Linked DNA regions of Homo sapiens: region 2 is linked to region 1. Evidence: chromatin loops called from intact Hi-C (ENCODE). Cell type or tissue: endothelial cell of umbilical vein. All regions are shown on one strand. Each heading gives the region's core, and the rest is flanking DNA. Links, peaks and the distances in the headings are about the cores only.

The links. Hi-C counts contacts between places; a loop is a spot of excess contacts. Peaks named below come from ENCODE experiments on the same cell type or tissue, not always from the same donor. Only the 100,000 strongest peaks of a DNase experiment are listed, where the experiment ranks them.
Region 2: it touches region 1 in a loop (2.9-fold over the local background); 1 of 110 quality-filtered maps calls a loop at or near these places.

The regions. Positions count from the first base shown.
Region 1 is chr18:33,196,213-33,208,174 of GRCh38, reverse strand. The region is part of intron 20 of CCDC178 (coiled-coil domain containing 178); the gene reads left to right. Among named protein-coding and RNA genes, the nearest start is that of CCDC178, 240 kb to the left of the region's middle. In endothelial cell of umbilical vein, for the core only: a CTCF peak has its summit at 6,371 (motif pointing right); a DNase peak (open chromatin) is centred at 6,404; H3K4me3 peaks cover 205 bases.
Region 2 is chr18:33,134,502-33,138,501 of GRCh38, reverse strand. The region is part of intron 20 of CCDC178 (coiled-coil domain containing 178); the gene reads left to right. Among named protein-coding and RNA genes, the nearest start is that of CCDC178, 300 kb to the left of the region's middle. In endothelial cell of umbilical vein, for the core only: no CTCF peak of the experiment used is centred there; a DNase peak (open chromatin) is centred at 2,211; H3K27ac peaks cover 1,226 bases.

The DNA of each region.
Region 1 (11,962 bases), core at 4,269-8,268:
TTTAAAAGTACTTTTGATAGGATTGAGCATCAATTAATCACACACAATTATATAAATTAGGCTTATCGTATTGCTTTTTAAAAGTAACTTGTTAAAATCTATCTCTGTTTGAGGAATGAACATTTTAATTTGAAGATGGTGGCAAGAGTGCTAATTTTGTATCAGAGATTACCTCATGTTTTTGCGCAGATCCGGTGCTTCAATGATCACAAGTACTTAACAGGAGAGGGTAGCACTAGAATATAGAGGAAGGATGGGGCGTGGATATGGGTGATTCCTAAATATAAATTTAATAGATTTTGAGTGTTTCCTTAGAGCATTATCCATTAAACAAGGAAGAAGCTTCTCTTATTTGTAAATCTCTCTCTAGCATCATGTCACTCCTTGTGAATATGTGGCAGAATTACTGCTAATACTATATTAAAGTAATATCTATCTGAAATTTGAATAGATTTTTTATTTTCTGCATTGACAATCAACTACCATTTTTAGCTTTTATTTTTTTAACTACCTAGAAGCATCTATTGCAATTATTTGGCTATAGTTCAATTTTTCTAAAAATTAGTATTTTTCTTATATAGTTGTGCTAATACCCAATGAACATACTTTAGATATTATGATTTTCTCAGGGAACATTCATTTTCCATTCCCACTGGAAAATGAATGTTCCCTGAGAAAATCATATTATCACTTTTGCAATGCCTTACCCCACTGTGGAGTAACAGCAAAAATATGTAGATTTTTCTCTTGATCAACTAAAATAATTATGTTTTCAAATATCAAATTGCATTTTTAAATATACGTTAATTGGCTATGGTTTATTAAATTTTTAGTACATTACTAGATTTAATTTACAAACATTTAATTTAGAATATCTATTGGTCTATAATTCTATTTTGTACTTTTTTAAAGATATTGGAACAGAGATTTACTACAGTTTTTAAAATGAAATAGGAAGGTTTATTTAGTTCTTTTTCTATGTTAAATTGCATGGGGCATTTCAGTTCCTTAAAGGTTTGATACATTCTCTCACGATACTATCAAGATATGTGAAGGGTCTGAGATTTTACCCTGGCAAGTTAACTGGTTAGCCTGCCATAGTTTCACAGATGCTAGCAGAAGACATGAAACTCCAGCCTGAGAGACAAAGGACTTTATTACTACACAACAGGCAGCATGAACTGTTTCCTTTGGCTTCAAGACTCAAAGGGTGATATGAAAGTGGTCCATGTGGATGCTACATATATCAGAGGTTTTTATCACAGCTGACAAATCCTTAATGTAGGAATCTCCCAATTTTATCAGGGGGCTTCTAGCAAACTTACCCAACTTTTACCTTGGAGGAAGACATTACCTTTGCTATACAAACATCATTGAAAAGAGAGTTCTAGATAGAAGCTGTTACAAGAAGTGTATGGTGAATTCATGGTGAATTGCTCCTAACAGATATTACTGGAGCTTGGCTCTTTTCTGAAGAAAAAATTTAACAATATATTCTTTTTTTTCCGTTTTGTGTGATCAGTGTTTACTAATTCCTTTTGAGTCAATGTTGAAAAGCTATATTTTTCTAGAAAAAAATTATTTTAACAAGATTTATGATTAATTATCATTAAGGTATATGAAATACAATTTTTTACTTCTTCTGCTTATGTAGTCATACTTCTTTTCTTGTGCATTAGCCTTTTCTTTTTTTACTTGATTAGCCTTGATAAATTTTTATATTTTGTTTTTCCACATACTCTGAATTCTTATTTATAAATATTCTTTTTTGTTTTTTAATTGATTAATTTTAGCTTTTTTCTTTATTATTTCCTTTGATTGACTTTCATAAGTTATTCTTTCTTTAAAGCAACTTGAGTTGTCTACTTTGGTTCATTATTTCTCATTTAGTAATTAAAAACAAATTTTTCAAATGATCAAGTATTCTCTGAATGCAATTTAGGCAATTTAAATATATAGTGATCGCATTTAATGTTTTTAGTTGCACATTGACCCAGTTACAATTTAGGGAATGTAGCTGCCTTGAGTCCTTTTTGGGGGGTGGGGGATGCAATTAATAAATAAATAGCTGACATAAATCATTATTTAAAAAACTTTTTTTATCTCCCCAGGTTGAAAGTGGAGGGTGTCAGCTGTTGTTTAAATTTATGTTAAACAGTCTCTTTAATTTGCATGGCTGGGGGCCAGGTACTGTGAGGCATGCCTGCAATCCCAACACTTTAGAAGGCCAAAGTGGGCAGATCACTTGAGCCCAGGAGTTGGAGACCAGCCTGGCAACATAGTGAAACCCTGTCACTACAAAAAGTACAAAAATTACCTGGGTGTGGTGGCATGGGCCTATAGTCCCAGCTATTTGGGAAGCTGAGGTGGGAGGATCACCTGAGCCCGGGAGGTTGAGGCTGCAGTGAGCTGTGATTGTGCCACTGCATTTCAGCCTGAGTGACAGAGTGAACACGTATCTCAAATAAATAAGTAATTGGTATGAGGTCTCCAACTTTTGCTCCATAGAGAATTTCTGAGCAAATAAGTCAATGAAATAATTAATCTGTTAACTAAAATTCCACATATTCAAAGTTCTTATATTTCAGTCTACTTGATCTGTCATAGACTATTCATGGTGTGTTGAATTTCCTACTTGTTTTATTTCTGTGGGCTTTGCTTTATATATTTGCAGGTCTTAATATTCAGTGAATATAATAGGCTATAATTATTAAATGATCTTTTGGATTGTAATTTTTTATAAAATGGCAGCTTTCTTTTGTAATATTTTAAAGTTAATACTATTAACTCCTGCTTTTCTGTGTATTACAGTACTTTAATTTTGCATTCTATTATTGACTCTTCTGACTTATTTTTTAGATGTGCCTTCTGTAAGCTTTATATAATAATATTTAGAGTGATTTTGCTTTTTCAACCCACTCTTATTTAGTGATTCATTTGTATGATAGTTTTATTGGTTCTTGCTTCTGTCATTTTAATAGTTTCTGTGATAGCTTTCTGCTTTTGTCATTGTTATTTTTTGGTATGTATACTATTGTCATTTAATTTTATTGCTGTTAATAGAAAATGGAGACATTCCACTTTTAGTTATATTTTTGCTTAAAATAATTAAAGGTATTCTTAAATCTATTTTGTATTAATTATCAAAGTCATAAATCAAAACTTTTACCTTACTCCAACAATATGAACAATTTGGCCCCTTTTCTTCTGTTATCCTTTCTCCCTCCTTGTTTCCTGGTCATAATTAATTGTGCTAAGAATTATGGCTTTCTTATCATTAACATGCTGTTATTGTTTTTACCATGTAAATTTCCACTTTCAGAAAGTGTTTAGTCTTTTGCATTTAATTTTGTAACCATATCTTCAATAATTATTTTTATAATATTCTACATAGTAAATGGATTTTCATATTTGTTAAGAATTCTTTTAACTATAACCTCTCCCACTTCAGTGATTTTAATATCAATACATCTCTTAGTTGATCAAGCCACACATTTTGGGATTTCTTTCCAGTAGGCAATTGAGTTTATACATTTTCCAAGTTGTCTTTACTCATGAACAACAAATGGTGGTATATAAATTTTTTAATGTCACAATCTCAGTCCTTAACTGTAAAAGAAAATAATTACAAGATGTGCCTTCGAGACTTCTAGTGAGAATTAAACATGTAAACATGAGCACTTAAAACAGTTTTTGGTACAAAATAAGTGGACATCACATTAACAGTTCTATTGTTGTCATTATTATTTCTTTTCAAAAACTACAGATTTTGCTCATTCGTTTATTGGTATTTTGTTTGGTTGAGAGAAACCCTGAAGGTATTTTTTTATTGCCTTTAAAGATAACCTTTCATTCCTATTTTTGTTCATTTACAATATCAAAAAGTTGCCTTTGTATATTTTAAATTAATAATTTTTCATTTTGCTCAAATAAATATGAAATATTTAATCTTGAACTCAGGGTTTTTTAGTTCGAGTTTGGGAAACTTTTGTTCTATTTTTGTCTTTCACTATTATTTACATTGCATTTGCTTTGACTTTTAAAATTTGATACCACTATTCCTGGACTATATTTTGTTTTCTGTTTTCTATATAATTAAAAATCTTTTGTTTTCCTTTGTCATGCTCAGGGAGATCTCTATTTGTGTCCTTCACATTAGTGTCAACTCTGAAGCCACTGGGATTTTGAGGTTATTTGTTCAAGAAGTTAGCTTCCCCTAACTCTTACATAGACCTCATTGAAAATCCACGTTGGATAGAGTCTTAAAAGAGCTATCATAGTTAGTCTTATAGACATTTGAGAGAAGAACATTCCAGAGACAAACTATTCAGTTGGCAGCATGCCTATATGTTCAAGAAACAGTAAGGCCACCAACTAATGTAGGGCAGAGGGAGCAATGAGGAGGATGATAGGTGAGGCTAGAGAGATAATGTGAACCCTTTTAAGGAATTTGACATTTACTTAGAATGAAATGGAGAAATATTTCAGGTTTTGAGCAGAGGAGTGGTAAGTCCTGACTTATGTTTGAAAAGATTGACTGAGGCTACTGGGTTAAGAATCACTGAGACTGCTGGTTCAGAGAACGAGAGTGGAAATAATAACGTCTTTATTTCCTACTTGTAAAGTTAATAATAACAGTAATAATAATAAGATAATGAAGTCATTATATTACTAAAATAATCAATGACTATGTAAATTATCTTGGCTTGTGAACGAGTTACTAGGCATATCAATAAAGCAGAGACAAGAAAGGCAAATGCAGTTATAATTTACTGCATAAGTTAAGATGAAGATAATGCCTAATAAAAAAGAAAAATTATGTGACAGGAAAGCAAACTTAAAAACAAAGTTAAAAGGCAGATGACTCATTGGAAAAAGAAAAATAGTTGCAAAATATGTGGCACCTAATATCTTTAATTTATTGAGTGTCTATAAATGAAAAAGCAATACAAAATATTCCAGAAACTATGAAAATTCAGTTCATAAGAGCAAATATGTATATTAAATTGATAAATATTTCTGATAATCTCAGGACTTGAATTAATACAACAATGATATACCTTAATATAGGAAAAGAGGAAATTATGCTAATATCCAGAGTTACAATAGCCGCATTGGAAATGTGAATTTGTCCATTCCTTCCAGATGGAAATTTTGCAATGTTTTCAAAACCTCCTAAAAGAATATATGCTATGATCTACTACTATTCAACATTAAAAATATGTCCTATAAAAATGATTAGGAAACTATACAAAAATGGTTATTTAGGAATTTCCATCTAAGTGTGCTTTTATATTAGTAATGTGATACACAATAAGAGATAAGGCTGAGAATACAGGTAAAGAATATATTGTGAGGACTCAGTGAAAAGTTTACACTTAATTTGCAGGGGGAGACATGAAAACTTTTTGTGGAGTGTAATGTGCTCAGAGATGAGCTGTATAGCAAGATCAATTAGAGAGCATCATACAGGATGAACTGAAATGAAATGTAGGCACTAGTTGCAGATAAAAGTCACAAAAAAGTGATTTGGTCGTCAGAGAAGTGATGAGGCACTGATGGAATAGGAATGCGGATGTAGACCCCACAGAGCCCAATGCCAAATCGTGTGTCATGTGAAGAAAACATTAGAAGGTAAGAGGTGGTGCCATCCTGGTTGACTGGTAACAGCTTTGCTGGCATTTTCAGTACAAAGAACTTTTGACGACTGAATTTTCTTAAAAGATGACCTGTTTTTAACATAGTAGATCCTTTTTTTTTTTTTTTTTTTTTTTTTTTTTTTTAAGATGGAGTCTTGCTCTGTTGCCAGGCTGGAGTGCAGTGGCGCGATCTCGGCTCACTGCAACCCCCGCCCCACCGGGCTCAAGCGATTCTTCTGCCTCAGCGTCCCGAGTACCTGGAATTACAGGTGCGCACCACCACGCCCAGCTAATTTTTGTATTTTTAGTAGAGACGGGGTTTCACCATGTTGACCAGGATGGTCTCGATCTCTTGACCTCTTGATCGCCTGCCTCGGCCTCCCAAAGTGCTGGGATTACAGGCGTGAACCACCGCGCCCGGCCAGTAGAGACTATTTAAGTGGAAATATGTACCCAGTAATTCACCTTGCAGAGGTAGAGTTTGGGATAAGGAGTAAGAATGGAGTATAAGATCTGGGAGTCAGCCACTGCGTTGATAGTTGAAACCAGGGGAACACATAAAAACCTTGAAATAAAGTAGAAAATATTTGAAGACAGAATCTGGATATGTTACTCAATACATTATTGTTTCTCAGCTCTTTTCTATTCAGTTTGGTAAACCGGTTGGGGGCTCTGCAACGTTTCTCCTTTGTCACCGGGCTCTAAGTTAGGCTTTGCCAATAGGGGGCACTAGAGGGAGACTGGAAAATTTAAGGAGAAAAAAGAAACTTGTTCCTTACTGCTTGCTTCCTTTAGCTTCCTGTCTGTTTGTGGCTCTTGTCAGCGTCTTCCTAGGGAGCAGCAGTTCCTTCCCACAGCTTCACCTTAATACAACCCACGGCTTTTGCAACGCTTGCAGAACTGATTTTTTCACATCCCACATCAAAGACATCAGAGCCAGCCAACTGAAGCCCCGCCTCTGAAGTCTGTGCTCCAGGCTGGCAGAGCCTGTTCTTTTAACCCAGAGACATTCGCATCAGTCCAGAGGTTTGAGTTTCAGCTCCACAGGGGCTCAAAAGTGCCAAACATTGCCAAAGTGTTGAGTTATATATTCTTAACTTTGCCATTAGGGAGAGCATCACTGATAAAAAGAGTGGCATCAGTCCATTGGTGAAGGCAGAAGATCAAATGTAAAGATGAAAGGGGCAAGTACATGGAAAGGGGAAGCTTTGAAATACTTTTTCAAGGGCTTTAGTAATCAAGGAATGTAAATGTTTTAATTTATTTGTTTGCAACTTTTAAATACCGGAAATAAATATTTTTCAGCAAAAGGGAAAGAGACAGGATTGAGGGAGAGATTGTATTATATGTTGTGTGATGCAGGATTTGCTTAAATATTTGGTTTGCATTTCACTTGGTGAATGCTTTGAAGTACAGAATAATACCTCACTCCTGTGAGCCTTCCAGGGTCTGTCACAATGTCTAGGACACAATAAATTATCAACATTTGCTGAATGGAAGTCCAAATGAAGTGACGCAACTCCTTAAATAAGTGAAAAAGTAAAATTTATATTTCAGTTTACTTTGGAAAAGATAAACTATATTGATTTTTGTTCATTCATTCATCGATGTATTTGTTCATTTTGAAGTCATGTGTTGTCAGAATCTGTGTGAGATTCTGAGCGTATTACAAAGGCAACACCTGCTTTTAATTAGCCCCCCTAAGCAAAGGTGAAAAAAACAGGCACAAGCCAATTAAAATAAGGTGTAACAAGTACTTTTCTTGAATTAAGCACAGAGTTCTCTAGAACCTGGAAGAGGGGCTTGCAGGAAATCTGAAAAAAACTTGCGAAGATGAGTATTGCAGAACTAAATCTTGGAAAGTGGGAACAAGACAGCCAAGAAAAGAATACTTCAAGTAGTGAAAACATTAGGAGGAAAGACATACAAGTGTCGAAAATCAGCATGCATTTAGGGAACTGCAGTTGGTTTATAGCGTTTGTAGATCAGAGGCAGGGAGAAAGGTCCTACATAGAGGTAAGAACCATGTCATGAAGGCTCTGAATGTCATACTAAGGAGTTTGTGTGCTAGGTTATGAATAATTGACCAGAAGGGTAACAAAGCTACACTTCCAGCTGAAAAACATCGCACTAAACTTCGCAGATGTTTCCGCTGGACTGCTGTTTCGCATTAGTGTTGCACTAACAGGCTATTGGTAGACTGAAACATTAATCTTGTCAGCACTTAGAGTTGTTGGGAATGGCCTAAGGATGGCTCGAGATTAGGCTTAGAAGCCTCTCCCATCAAAGAACCTTGTCCCATTACCCCAGTGCAATGAAGTGAAAATTTCTTTTTCTATGCATTCCATGACATAAACATGGTTCACTGTCATTGATTACATGTAATAAGTTGGAGACAGAAAAACGATATTTGATGAAGCTATACCAATGAAGAATTTAGAAGTGAAATTATGAAGTTCTAGTGAGATGAAAGAGTGAATTCCAGATTTTTTTGAGTTAATGTAGACAGAACTTGTTGAGTCTTTGGGTGCTGATGGTGAGAGGAATTGTCCAAATATATATATATCAGGTTTCTGACTTTGACAACAGGAGAGTTGTGGTGTCGGTATCCAAAACCAGAAACTATAAATTGAGGAATAGATTTGGAACTGGATTCAATCAAATGTAAAGTATCTTTGGAGGAGCTGAGTACAGTGCCCAGTTGAAATCTGTTAACTGAATCTGAAATTCAGTTAACAGAATACGGTTGCAGAAATTATAAGCATATGCATTGCATCAGAGGCTTCAGGAAATCTTTAATAATACAGGAACCTTGGAGAAGAAATATCAAGACACAGCCCTGGTTGGGTGATTATGAGATGGAAAAGGGAGTAAGAATAGCGGCAACAAAAGACTCAGAGGTTGTAATTAAAAAACGAAGTATAGGAGTTTGAAACTTCAGAGGTGGCATCATTCCAGATGACAACAAGTTAGAATGGTGTCCATGGGTATGAATGGTTAATGGAATGTGTAATTGAAGTTAACTTGATTTGAGTAATCCCATAAATTCTAAGATTAAAATGTTGGATAAGTCATCACAATAGATACTGAAGTAAAAGAGTATGATAGGTGGAACAAGAGATAGACAGGAAGAGAAGACTGAGTACCATGGGCCAAAGCCTTTGCTTTAGTGTGGAAAATGACCAGGAGACCATTGAGTGGCAGGGCAATAGGTGAGAGAAGGCAGAGTATTTTATTATTTAATCTATATAAATTCATAACAGGAGTATTTTCACATAAGCATGGAGGAATAATGGTTTGGAAGCAATAATGGACAACTAGGTATACACTAACTGCAATTAAACCTTCTAGTATATGGGTCCCTAATAAAGTAGCAGTCTGTAATTCAGACCCAGGTTTAATTAATACAAACAGTTGTATCTAGTATTCTGAAATAAGGATAAAATATAGCTAAGCTTGTTTACCGAGAAATGGCACCTCCAAAGTTCACATTGGAAGGGTTTAGACTGGGGTAATTGTTAGTTCAATTAATGAATATATATTGAGTTCCTGCTACATTAAATACACTATTCTAGATACTGAGGATTGTTGCAGTAAAGCACATCCCTTAACTCTGAGAAGCATATTAGCCTTACAGAGGAGACAGAATAATAAACATCATTTTAATATGCTTTGTTAACCACAGACAGAAACAAGAAAGAGGGACAGTGTTAAAATGCAACTTCTAAACATTGCCACCGTTTCTTTTATCAGAAAAGTTTTCAAGGAGAGAAAGCGAGTTACTGGGACTACCAAGACTTGATAGGTATTGCCTCACCTATACCATTACTAAAGGCATCGACAAAATATTAAGTTATTATAAGTATATATTTATATATCAGTGTCTATCATCAAGAATTTTTACAAATCGCATAAAATGGGCTAAGCATTGCTAAACATAGCATAAGATATTTTTAAATCTTGGTTGTTCATATAATTAAAAAGACCTCCAGTTGTCCTGTCCACCTTCCTTTAAATAGTATGAATTTTACTTGAGAGTTCTTACCTTCAAGAAGGTCACCTTGTCCTGCTTTCATAAAAAATGAATTTAATGTTGCATAAATGAGATAGCTACAGGATTATAATGTTCATAAGCATAGATCTTAGCCTAAAGTGTTCCACCAGAGCCAGGAAATTGTTTTTAGTTACTATACGTTTCTAGTTCATTTCTATTTGTTTAAGCCTTTTAGGAGAGGTAGAGATAGGGAGATAGATAGAGAGAGAGAGACAGAGAGAGGCAAGCTAGCTCTTACTTTGTCTTTAGTGAGTTATCAGTGGTTTTCCATAGAAGTAACAGCACCAAGTGTTCCCTGTTAAAGTTAGGATTTTTGAATGTGGCCCTGATGCTCTGACAAATATCACAAATATGACTTGCAGTGTCCTGTGGGGAGTATTGTTAACATTACCCAGGTAGCCCTCCCACTGTCTGATTTATTTGCTTATAGAGAACATGTATACCTGACTTCCTGAGGGAGCTGCATATCTCAAATTTGGGTGTCATGATAATAATAACAGTTTGAGAGAAAATGAAATAGGCTATAAAGAGAAAGGAAATGGAATATATAAACTATTGTACAGTGTCATGTTCATTTTCAGTACTATATAGAATAATGAAAATGTTTTTCAATAACCTTTGTTGATTTTTATAATGTGAAACACACTTTATGGAAAAAGACAATGAATGTACAAAGCAAAAAAAATTAGTAGAAATAGTTTTAGCTTTTGATTCAAATCTCTGCATTATTTCCCATAAGTTTAGAGTTGAATTCTGAAATAGAACAACTTTAAGATAAAGGATCCTTCTTTTCCCAGCTTTGGCAATTCTAAGTTGATCTTTCAGGGTTCGAGCATAAGTATTTTTTTTTTTTTTTGATAAAGCAATCCAGTGTGGTAGGCCACAAAGGTTTCATTTTTTTAATTTTACAGTTGCAGTTGGAAAGCTTAAACTTAGAGATATTAAACAAGACTTTCTCATAATCACTCAGCTTTTAAGTTTCACACCTGGAATTATAATGGGTCCCCCTTCTACTAACCCCCACTACCCCACTACACACAAATATCCTGAAAGCCCTCAGTAAACAATAAAGCAGTAGGATATTATTACCACTCCCTACAAGTGCCCAGATGCCCTTGCGTTTGTCATTGTTCTTTGGGTACTAAGATCAAGTGGCTGGATGCGGTGGCTCGCACCTGCAATCTCATCACCTGGAGAGGCTAAGGCATGAGGATCGCTTGAGTCTAGGAGTTTGAGACCAGCCGAAGCAACATAGTGAACCCTCAGCATTATGGAAATTTTTAAAAATTAGCCAAGAATAGTGGCACACACCTGTAATCTCAGCTACTCAGGCGGTTGAGGCAGGAGAATCGCTTGAGCCCAGGAAATCAACACTGCAGACAGCTATGATAGCACCACTGCGCTCCAACCTGGGTAACAGAGTGACACCCTGTCTCAAAAAAATTAAAATGAAATGAAAAAATTAAGATAAATCAAGGGGAATTAAGGCCCAATAAAGGCCCAAAACTTTGTGATCAAGTGACTTCTGAAGTTAAAAGGTAGACAGAATGCAAGCAATATATCAAGTCCTTCTCAAAATGTTCATTAGTAAATCAGGCTTACCTTTACAAGGGGCACTTTACTCAGGCACATAGAACAACAACAAAAAACTCCCCATTTCAGCAGGTTCCTCTCACAACACCATAACTATTACCTCTATGATGGGAGACAGGCAGGTGATGTATGTTGTGCTGGAAATATTATCAGAAGTTATGAGGTAATAAAATGTAGTACCATAATTTGCACCCCTAGTTTAAAGATATTCGTATGCTCAGCTTTTGTCGTCTTGGCATGTGGTAGGCCCTGTACCCATAACATCCAGAAGTTAAAAAAACTGCACAGCCAGAGAGCACAGTCCCCACCAGACTGCCCTCACTTCAGACACCAGTTGGCTACAAATTTAGGGGTCCCACAAGTACCCTGAGGTTCAATAATTTGCTAGAAAGCTCACGAAATTCAGAAAAGTGCTGTCTATAATTAGTTTTATCATAGTAACAGAATATAAATTAAAATTAGCCAAGGGGAAACATATAGCACCGAGTCCAGGAAGGGTCTAAATACGGAGCTTCCGTTCATCCTTTGCTCCCTGGAGTCAAGGATGGTGTTACCTCCTCTCTGCCACAAAGTGTGACAATACATACAGAGGATTGCCAACCAGGGAAGCCTTTGGTATTCAGAATTTTTATTGGAGCTGAATCACATATTGCCCCTGTGGCTGACCTTTATTCTC
Region 2 (4,000 bases), core at 1-4,000, 65 kb after region 1:
GCAGCTATAAGCAGTCCTCCAAGCAGGAGCTATGTCTTACTACTGTTGTATGGAGGCGGCACTGACGAAAAGACTGGGAAGTGAGGCCTACTTGTTATTTTCTCCCTAGGTGCAGGCTGATTGACCATCTGGAAGCTATAATAGTAATACCTGTACCTCATGAGGTGGAGATGCCCTTTTCTTTTTTCCTCACAATACAAATACAAAGTTCTTCTGTGCTTTCTCATGTAGATATACATAAACATTAATAAGTAGTTGACATGCAAAGAATTAAGTAACTGATCTTCAGCAACTGTGTATTTCTCAGAAGTTTAGAATGCTAGCATAACAGAGCATAACATTTATACACCAAGGCTTCACATTTACCAATAATGTTTGGTGGATGTAAATGACAATACCTTTATACCTTTCACATAAATTTCCCCCTTTTGAACTCATGTGAGACTAGGTTAGGCATTATTATTTTCATATTATAGATGTGCAACTTCAAATTCCTTGAGATTAAGCGACTTGCATAAAAAATAAATGGCTAAAGAATATATCCTAAATGTTCGCCTTGTCCACTTTCCATTACACTATTGAATTACAGAGCCATTCAATAGTAGCCTTACATAGGAAAAAAGCCTTGGAGCAAAATACAGGGGACCTATGCTCTGGATATGGCTTCCACTAATTGCCCGTGTGATTGTGTCTTCCAAGTCTTGCACCTTCTATTTGGCCAGTAGCTATGTCTGTGATGGTAACACTCTTAATTTAGCTTATGTATAAACAGGGATGCAGAAACTAAATCCACCTGATTTGCTATGGAGATTGGTTGTCTAAAGTAGAAACCACATATCCATTGAGAAGAAGTCCAGTAAATTAGTTGATGCCTGGAAATAATTGCTTTTCTAGATGGGCTTATAATGGATTTATGAAGTATAAATAGAACATAAAACAAAGTTACTTAGATAAAACCTGGGAAGGCTTTGAATCTTTGCAGACATAGAACAAACGTCAGCTCAGACTAGGTTCTCTTCAAAGAGTAGAACTAATAGTTGTAGAAATTTATAATGGTGTAAATACACAATTGCTAAAATAAAAATTTACATTACTATTAATATTAACCTATTTAAGGGTATTCTTTTTTACTTAATTCCTTATACAATCATTTGTTATGCCTTAGACTATATTTTATGAAATCAGTTTAAACTATAGAAAAACAATATATTACTTGCTTTTTAAAAAGTGTTTGCATGACAATGACAATGCATAATAGATGCTTAATGAATGCTTGTGAATGAACTGAATAAATTAATGAAATGTGTTCCAATGAGAGACTAACATTTTGATTTCTTTCATCATTTGTTTGCATTGGAGTGGAAGTAGGAATATTTCAAACTTCCAGATTGATCTCTTTGTCTTTCTTCTCTCTGGCTCTCACTCTCTTAACTCTTTCTTTCTGATTTAAATTGACCCAAGCAAAAGTATGTTACTTTAATTATGCCTCTTAAATTATATTTACATTGATATGGGATCAGGGATATTGCCTGTTTGTTCACTTGCTCACCACTATGGCCTCAACCCCTAAGAGATAGCTTGGCACCTAATAGGTGCTTAACAATTATGTATTAATGAATAAATAGATCACATAGATAATTTTTAAAATTTATTTCCATTTTTTCACTGGCCTCTTGACTCTTCTACAACAAATTATATGAAATAGAGTGAAAAATGTTCTTCAATAATATAGGTCTTCAAGATTATTGAGACCAAGTTATTTTCAGAAAAAATAGGATAGCACCAAATAAAAAATGTAAAATTAAATTTTACTGAACTTGAAATTTGTAAATTGAGTTAAACAGTGTGGCTTGTTTCCAAAATGAGGTCAAACTTCTTTTAACAGTCAAATCATATGACCCCAAGTCTTCATCCTGTGGGCCACACATATATTATTCTTCTGTCCCTAGGGTCCCTGTTGCTCTATTGCTAAGTCCAATATTGACCCTTGTTCCCAAAAGCTTTGTACTTAGGCCAAATAATCAACTCTAGTTATTCTAACCCTGCAGAGAGGAAATTAGAAGTCTGATTCATTCCCTGGAGAGCTCTCCAGTGCTTCTGCTACCTCATAGTGTCATTATGGAAAATAAGCATTCCTGAAGTCAGAGGTAGACATCTTCTAACTCCATACTTATCAAGGCAGTCACCAATACTTGGTCTGATGATCTGCTATTCTTGTAGTAGTTTTTCAAGGTACGTGGGGAGAAAGGGAACATGTCATTTCACCATATTAAGCCCCATTACATTTGTTCCACACTACAGTAGGTCAGTTCTCTGCCAACATTCAGTTCTCTGGCTTCTCAGCTCTTTTTGTTTAAGCTCTACACAGTCATTTCCCCTCTGCCTGCTCAAGGTCCCACGGAGGCTGGGTCAGCCTCTGCCTTGAACTTGCTCTGCAAAATAACAACCCAGGATCAGATTTTCCCCTTCCTCATGGTGAGTTTTCTGATCTTATTTGCTAGATTTATAAAACAGTCATTTGTACAGACTGGTATAAAAATTCTAAAGGGATCTTTCAAGTTTGCTGTAATAGACAACAAAAATCAGTTACATTGGATCACAGGCTCTGTAAACAAGAATCTGTGTCTATTACCAGAAGAAGGATATGGGAAACCTTGCAGGGCAGACCAAGAGTCAGTCTGTCACACGGGGTAAATGTCAGGGTCAGTGCCCTATTCTTCCCATCAGCAAGCTAGGTGGGCTACCCAAAAATTGTTGAAATTAGGCAGATTTTTAAAATGAGTCATGCAAAGTTCATAACAAGTTCATTCAATAGCATTGGTGAAACCGCTCATGCAATCAAAGATAGCTACATGCAAAAAAGATACCATATATCTGAAAGTTATCACATTAAAGAAACAGACTAGATCAGTTACAGGTGGTTATCACTTTGTGACTTTTACTTTCTTCTCTTAACTGTATATATTTCTATGTAATTCTATGTAATTGTGTGATAATAGTTACTTTTGTATCAGCAAAATCTGGGATAGCTTCTTTTTTACATCTAGTGCTAGATAGATCAAATTGATTTTTGATACGTTGCTGCATGATACTTAAAAATCAGACAGATTTTAATTTATATTTTTATGTCTCCTTGTAAAATACATTATTTTTTTGTGTGCCATCTAAATGATCTTACTAAGCTTTGCATATTTATTTACCAAAACTTTGACCATTATATTTTTAATGAAATAAAATTTTAAATTTAACATTACCTATGCAAATTGACTTTTCCAAGTTTAACTTTCACTGTGCCAATAAATCCAAGGTGCTCTTTTTATTATTAATGACAAAATTAATAAATATTTTAAACATTTTCACCTTCATCTTAACTTCAATTTATATTTAGACAAAGATTATAACTTCAATTCAGCATTTAGGGCAACTGATAAATCTTATATTTACAAAAATGCATTTTAATTTTATTTTTTTCTGAAATACTGCTCCCTTTTTTAATATTCCATTTTAATGGAATATCAATTTAGTTTTAGGTCCAATGAAATACAGAATTAGATCACTACAAATTACGAACTGAGGAATTAAGCAATATCTTTTGTTCATTTGTGAAAAACAGCACTTGCTCATTGGTTTGCCACCAAGAAGTCCTAATTGATCTGACCATGCTGGTATCTTCTCCTCTGCTAATGACAGAGAAACTTATGTGTGAAAACTCAATCTTTCATATGTACATTAAACTAGGAACAAGTGTTTATCCTAAACAGTGATTGTACAATCTGATACTTATGTGCTGTTTAATAAATATTAGAAGGAAAGAAGAAAGGAAGGAAAAATGGGATGGGCGAAACAAAGGGACATTTTGGTCATTTCTAATACAGGATTTAAAAATACAAATCTTGTTTTGAAAGCAGTGGCCATTTTCTTAAAACTCAGCTATGAAAATGTAACCCTTATATGTAGATAGAATAAATTACATATTTCAGTAGCTAATAGTGAACATTCT